Linked DNA regions of Homo sapiens: region 2 is linked to region 1. A link is a contact called in ENCODE Hi-C or POLR2A ChIA-PET data. All regions are on one chromosome and are shown on one strand. Each heading gives the region's core, a stretch centred on a gene start or an enhancer-like site at or near the end of the contact. The rest is flanking DNA. Distances are from core to core; before and after follow the strand shown.

Region 1 (3,213 bases), core at 30-2,529:
TGTGAGAACCCTTTCAAAAGTCATTCTTCTTAAAATCTCATTTATAACAGACATCTCTGAACTCACAAGTTTAAGAAAATCCCTTGAAAGTATGCAAAAACCACGAACAGAACAAACCTCATCACACTGTAATGAAATTCACAACCTACTCACAACATAAAGAACACTTGGCCATTGTTGCTGTGCAGAGCCTTAACAACTGGTCCATACCAGGCATTCCCTGTTACGCCCTTGCACTAAAGACTTGCAATTTTGTTTTGATACGGAGTCTCGCTCTGTCGCCCAGGCTGGAGTGCAGTGGCGCGATCTTGGCTCACTGCAACCTCCGCCACCTGGGTTCAAGCAATTCTCAGCCAGGCATGGTGGCTCACGCTTGTAATCCCAGCACTTTGGGAGGCCGAGGCGGGCAGATTACCTAAGGTCAGGGGTTCAAGACCAGCCTGGCAAATATGGTGAAACCCCGTCTCTACTAAAAATACAAAAAAATTAACCGAGCGTGGTGGTGCATGCCTGTAATCCTAGCTACTGGGGAGGCTGAGGCAGGAGGATCGCTTGAACCCAGGAGGTGAAGGTTGCAGTGAGCCAAGATCGCACCACTGCACTCCAGCCTGGGCAATAGAGAGAAACTCTGTCTCAAAAAAAAAAAAAAAAAAAAAAAAGAAAGAAAGAAAGAAAAAAAGAAAAGGACACAGGAGCATTGCCCATTAGATGAGCAGAGCATTTTCCAGAGCCATTTCTTCAATTCCATCACTAGACACACAGCTGCAAGCCTAAAGTAATATGCACACTTTAAATCAAGGAAGAAGTTTAGTAAGAAGGCTCTTAGTAACCTTCTGAGCATAACAGAATGGAATTCAGTATTGACAAGAGTAACAAATTTGTGGCGTGACCGGAAATTTGGAAGAGGTTGAGTTTTCCTAATATGATATTAAGCTAATGCATCGTGTTGAAAGTCATTCTGTACACCCAGAAGTGACATGTTAAGGGAATAGCATGATTCCTGATGTGCAGTTATTTACCCACGTTCTTTCCTCTCCAAGCCTACTCTGCTATACTCTCTCTATAACGCTGGGGCTAGAGTTTCACCAACTTACCTAGGTTTTCCAGACCCCTGTTGACTGACTCCCTGTTAACTTCTGCCAACAGGAAGTCCTAGAGAGAGGATGGAAGATGACAGGAGAGAAAAAGGGACTTCCTTCCTAGTTTCCTATTTCTGTCAGTATGCCACCAGCAGCAGCAGATGGTGGTTCCAGCCCCCATCTTCCGTTGTCACTCTTAGTGCCAGCCTCGCCACACCCCCTCACAGACACCGGCAAGCCGCAGGGCTTAGCCCCAGGTTGTCCTCAGGCTATACTGTGTTCACTCCCTCACTGGCTGGCTCCCAAACGCTGACCAGATGGGAGCCCTCTCAGTTGACTTGGCACCCACCAGGTCACAAACCCTCCCTAGGGGTTCAAACACTCACTGAGCTGCACCCACACCCTCAAACATCTGTACAGCAGTTCTGCAGTGCCTCTCTCGGAGGCCTGGAGACCAGCCCCACAGGAGCCCTGCACCAAGCTCCAAAACTGTGGTAACACCATCTCTTATTTTTCCCCAGCCCTGGAAGTGACAGTGTCTGCACTATCCTAGTACCCCATTTCCTTTGTATTTTGTCAGCCTTTGAACTCGTATATAACCCAATCCTCATATTCAATCTCTTCCATCTGAAATGCCTGGAGTAGTTTGTTTTTCTGACTGGACTCTGAGTGAGTCACCAAAGATAACGAAAAAGCATTTGATAAAATTCGACATCCAAGTATGATTTTTTTAAACTTAATACAAGAAAAAGATATAAATGTTTTCTCCACATGATAAAATATACATATTTCAATTCAAAAGCTAATATCTCGCTTCATGGACAAACATTAAGACACATTTCCATCAAAGCCAAGAGCAAACAAGGACATCCCTCAAACCAGCAACACATAGTACATAGTACACAGACTCCTTTGTACTGTAGAAGAGTGTTGGGATGCACTAATGACTCAACAGAATAAGAAAAAGAGCTAGAAATAAAAAATGAGGTCCTGAAACATTGTTCATTGATATGATTATCAGGAAAATATACTGAAAAACTATTATAAAGAATAAGAATAATTCAGTAAGATAACTGGGAACACAATTAGAATACTGAAAACAACAACCTTTGTATCTACAGGCAATCTTAGTTCACAGATGTGGTAAAGATCTCATTTAAAGCAACAGTGAAAAAAGATAAAATTCCTAGAAATAAACTTTAGAAATAAAACCATATGAAGAAAGTTTTATATATGAAGGGTTGAACAAATGGAGAAACATAACAAGTTCTTGGATAAAAAGATGCAACATAAAATCAGTTCTTTCCAAATTAATCTAGGAATTTAACACAATCCTGTGAAAATATTTATGGAATTTTTCTTGGGGAAGAATCAGGGAACTAGATATCAAGAGCTAGCTCACAGGAAATAAACATAAACAGCCCGTGAATATATGAAAGGACCCTCAACCTCACTCAAGAGAGATGCAGATTAAACCTACAATAAGATGCCATCTCTCACCTATCAGACTGGCAAAAATCCAAGTTTGACAATCTATTGAAAAGATGATGCAGAAACAGACTGGAACAAATGCAAAATGTTACAACACCTACGTAGGGAAGTCCAGCCATATCTATCATATCTTTTTAAATGCATGTGCCGTTTAACTCAGCAATCTTACTCTGGCAATGTCGTCCATAGACAAACTGGCACATGTAAAGAAATGACATGCATGGGGCTACTTAGCACATCACTGAGGAACAAAGGCCTGGAAAAAGCCGAAGTGATCCAGCAACACAGTACTGACTGAGTAAATTCTGGTAAATACACAGCCATGAAAAAGGATGAGAGCGGTCCCCAGGAAAATAGTACATGACAAAAACAATACACAAGTGGTAGACATAGGGTGCCGCCTTTTGTGTAAAAAGGGAGTTAACAAGTATTTTAGCATTTGCTTGTATTTGCATGTTGAGAACCATGGAAGGATCAATAAGAAACTAATAAAATAGCTACCAACTGCAGGTGCAAGACTTACTGAGTACTCCTTTTTATAGCACTTTGATTTTTGAACCAGTTCAATATATTACCCTAGTCAAGAGGTAGTGGTAATAACTAATAAATAAATTTTAAAGGCCAAGAATAATGGAATAAAGGT
Region 2 (3,205 bases), core at 334-2,833, 630 kb after region 1:
GACACTGATGGTGCCCTTGTGTCCAGGCTTCAAGCAGATGAGATGCCAACATGTTTGTCCTTCAAGTGACCTCCACTAGGGGGCCAGGACCCATGAATATCTATTTGGAGTTCTACCCTGAGGGGTAAGGAATATTTTCTCACTTCATCTTGATCCTACCTGGATGCTTTTGCTATCATCACTGGCTCACAGTCTTGCTTACTTTCTAGCCCTGAGAGTTTAGGATAACCTGCTAAGCAGGTGTATTTGAAATGGGGGTATTAAAATAAACTCTTGGGAAAGTATTTTTAAAAAGACATATGCAGTCTTGTCCTAGAGATATATATTTGTACATTAGACTCATATTCCTGACATTATTCTGGAAAGGTGAGGTTATCTTATACACATTTATTGTCACAAATACTGAACTAATAGCCCTCTTTTATCACTCAGAAGGAACATGCTGGAAATAGTCTATCTCCAAAAAAATCTGGCTTTAAAAAGGATGAATTTAAGCCACACCAATTCATGTTAAATTGCCAGTAGATGGAAACTATGTTACCACAACTCACTGAATTGCTAACTTTTCTGTGAAAGAATTAAAACGAGGTTTGTATTTTCTGTTTCCATGTGACCATGATTCCTTACTCTTAATAACTGTGAAATTGAGTTAGAAGTAAAATGTGACAGGCGGGAAGCCTCCAGTACACACAGTAGGGAGTGACTCTTCTCTCCACCTGCTCTAGGATGCCAGGATCTCACTGGTGAGAAGATTCACCCTCTTCTCCTGCAACTTAAAGGGAAAAATGTAAAATCCAAATTCTGGTTTGGTAAGCTGGGTACAAACCATTGTCTATTAGATTATCCTCAATCAATGCTGTCCCTAAACCCTTCTTTCCACTAAAGATGAATGGGGGAGATGCTTATTTATTCCTTTATAGATCTGCAAAACATCCATCATAACCTCTATATGTTTGTAGCATCCAACACTTAAGCTACTTCTCCTTGAAAATCTTTTTTTTTCTTTTTTTTCTCTTTTTTTTTTTTTGAGATGGAATCTCACTCTGTTACCCAGGCTGGAGTGCAGTGGCATGATCTCAGTTCACTGCAACCTCCGCCTCCCAGGTTCAAGCAATTCTCCTGCCTCAGCCACCCAAGTAGCTGGGACTACAGTTATGCACTACCATGCCCAGCTAATTTTTGTAATTTTAGTAGAGATGGGGTTTCACCATATTAGCCAGGCTGGTCTTGAACTCCTGACCTCAGGCAGTCCACCTGCTCAGCATCCCAAAGTTCTGGGATGACAGGTGTGAGCCACCACGGCCAGCCTGAACATCCTTTTTGCTATTCAAAACAGATAAGGGAAAGAGAGGCCTGATTAGCACCCCAAGTCCAAGGAAACAGAGAAGAGGAGCCTGAACAGTTACTCACAGATAGAGGAGTATCAGGCTGACAGCCAGGAGAAGCCAGGTTTCCACGGCCAAGTTTGGGATGAGATCCATCACTACTTTCCTTCCTTATCTCTCTCCTCTGAGTCTTTTTTTCAGCAGCGTGCTGCTGTTTGCTGGGCTGTGTGTGTGGAGCTTTCCTGCCCTGCACAGCAGTGATTCAGTGAGGCTGTTGGATTGTTTATATGCTGGAGAAGGAGGCAGGGCTGGAGCTGCAGCCAGTAGCAGGGCCCCCGTGCTCTGCCTGCAGTCGGAAGAGGCTTCTCCACCTCGGCAGTTGGCAAATAATCACACACACACCACTCACTGACCTCCATTGAGTTAATATTCTATGTAGAATCATACACAACTCAATCAATGTTACTGGGGAGTCCAAGGGTTCTGGGTTCTTATCACAAACTCAAGTGGAGCCATTGGCATAAAATCTATTAACTCTCCTCTTGTCTCTATGGCTGTCCTCATTCCAGAATACTTGAAACTCATCCCAACAAGCCATGCCTACAGATCTTTACCTATGCCTGGAGTGTGCCTGTGCCCCCTAGAAGACTCCTACACATCCTTTCATACCCAGCCAGACAGAGCCTTCTCTTAGAGTCTTTCCTCACCAACCCCCTCACACAGAAGTAACCATTTCCTCCCCTGGGCACTTTCCATCCCCTTCATGCAGTTCTATTGTCTTCTTTCCTCTTTACCACCATTGTGTGTTTCCAGGCCTGTTTCCCTTAGCAGAGGTGAGCTCCTCAAGGGCATAGTCTGGTCTTACTCACTCTCATGGCTCTGGTCCCTATCAGGGTGCTGTACACACAGTGGGGACCAGAAAGGCTGGTGGAGTTGACTTGGCTGAGATTGCTGGGCCCCTGTGTGTCACTTCCTCTGACTTTCTGGTGACCACTCCATCTTCTTAGGTCATTAATACAGCCAGAGCTCTTGGCTGTGCCTCAGCTGCTGTCTCTGCACTTTCAGATTTGTCCTCTGTGATTCTGTTGGCAAGAGGACCCCTAAAAAAGAGACATGGCATGGATGAGATGGAGCTGATGGCTTAGTGGAATAGCATCAATTTGTGCTTCTTCCTCTGTAGCTTTCAAAAGTCCTGCCGTAGATAGAAAGTTAGACAGGTTCTTTGCCAAAGAGTGGCCCCTTCTCTCTGGAAATACTGCATGTCTGGAAACAGTAGGGGAGAAAGAAGAGAAGAGAACAGCTGCCCAGATGGCCAGGTTGACCCAAACCACCTCAGCCAGCAACAATGGGGCAGTGGTCACTGCAGGTCACACAGCATCAAGGACTCCAATGAGGTGGTCCCAGCCTCTTGAGGGTGGAATTGGAATTCAAAGCAAATGGCTTCCTTTTTGACAAGTGGAGGATTTTCTAATGGGAGGAGAGCAGGTGCCAGGAGCTGGTAGAGATGAGGCCTGTAATAACAGTTGCTGCCACCTGTGAGCCCTGTGACCCATTCCTGATGGGAGAGATCTCAGTGATGAGGGTGTGAAAATTATATCAGCTCATTATCATCACTCACACCCAAGTTCTGTGTCTGCTTGGCCTGAGAAATGGATTCCATGACAAACAAAATCTCAGAGTTGTTAAAACTCAGTAGAAACAGATGATGTTTAAGCTGTGCTTGTTCACTTCCTTCTCTCTTTATTCTTTCTCAGGTTCAGCACTCCTGCAGAAACTGATACTCACCCCAGAAAGACACCTTTTCCCATCCCTCTGGCCCCTAAGCCTCCAGGGCTGCTCGGCACCTGGCCTCAGCAGGTGAACATCATGCCAGATTCCTT

What was found. Hi-C counts contacts between places; a loop is a spot of excess contacts on that map. ChIA-PET counts read pairs that join two places held with the same protein, here RNA polymerase II (POLR2A).
Region 2: a loop to region 1 is called in a map of esophagus muscularis mucosa, with 6 times the contacts of the local background. The contact joins the promoter of CYP3A7 here to the enhancer-like site in region 1. A Hi-C loop is called at or near these places in 1 of 168 maps with a recorded cell type or tissue (esophagus muscularis mucosa). POLR2A ChIA-PET finds 5 or more read pairs at or near these places in 1 of 52 experiments (WTC11).

The regions. Positions count from the first base shown.
Region 1 is chr7:99,107,977-99,111,189 of GRCh38, forward strand. The region is part of intron 1 of SMURF1 (SMAD specific E3 ubiquitin protein ligase 1); the gene reads right to left. Among named protein-coding and RNA genes, the nearest start is that of SMURF1, 35 kb to the right of the region's middle. RefSeq lists an enhancer at 891-1,393. Within about 2 kb of position 1,280, at least 10 of the 41 ENCODE cell types and tissues checked have a DNase peak (open chromatin) inside an H3K27ac peak, as active enhancers do.
Region 2 is chr7:99,733,613-99,736,817 of GRCh38, forward strand. It overlaps CYP3A7 (cytochrome P450 family 3 subfamily A member 7), which reads right to left and starts at 1,584. Exons shown (of 13, transcript NM_000765.5): 1 at 1,411-1,584. The coding sequence starts at 1,481. CYP3A7-CYP3A51P (CYP3A7-CYP3A51P readthrough) reads right to left here and starts at 1,584. Exons shown (of 15, transcript NM_001256497.3): 1 at 1,411-1,584. The coding sequence starts at 1,481. It also overlaps a transcript of ZSCAN25 not described here. RefSeq lists promoters at 1,481-3,205, 1,481-1,723 and enhancers at 1,729-1,759, 2,744-3,205, 3,041-3,052.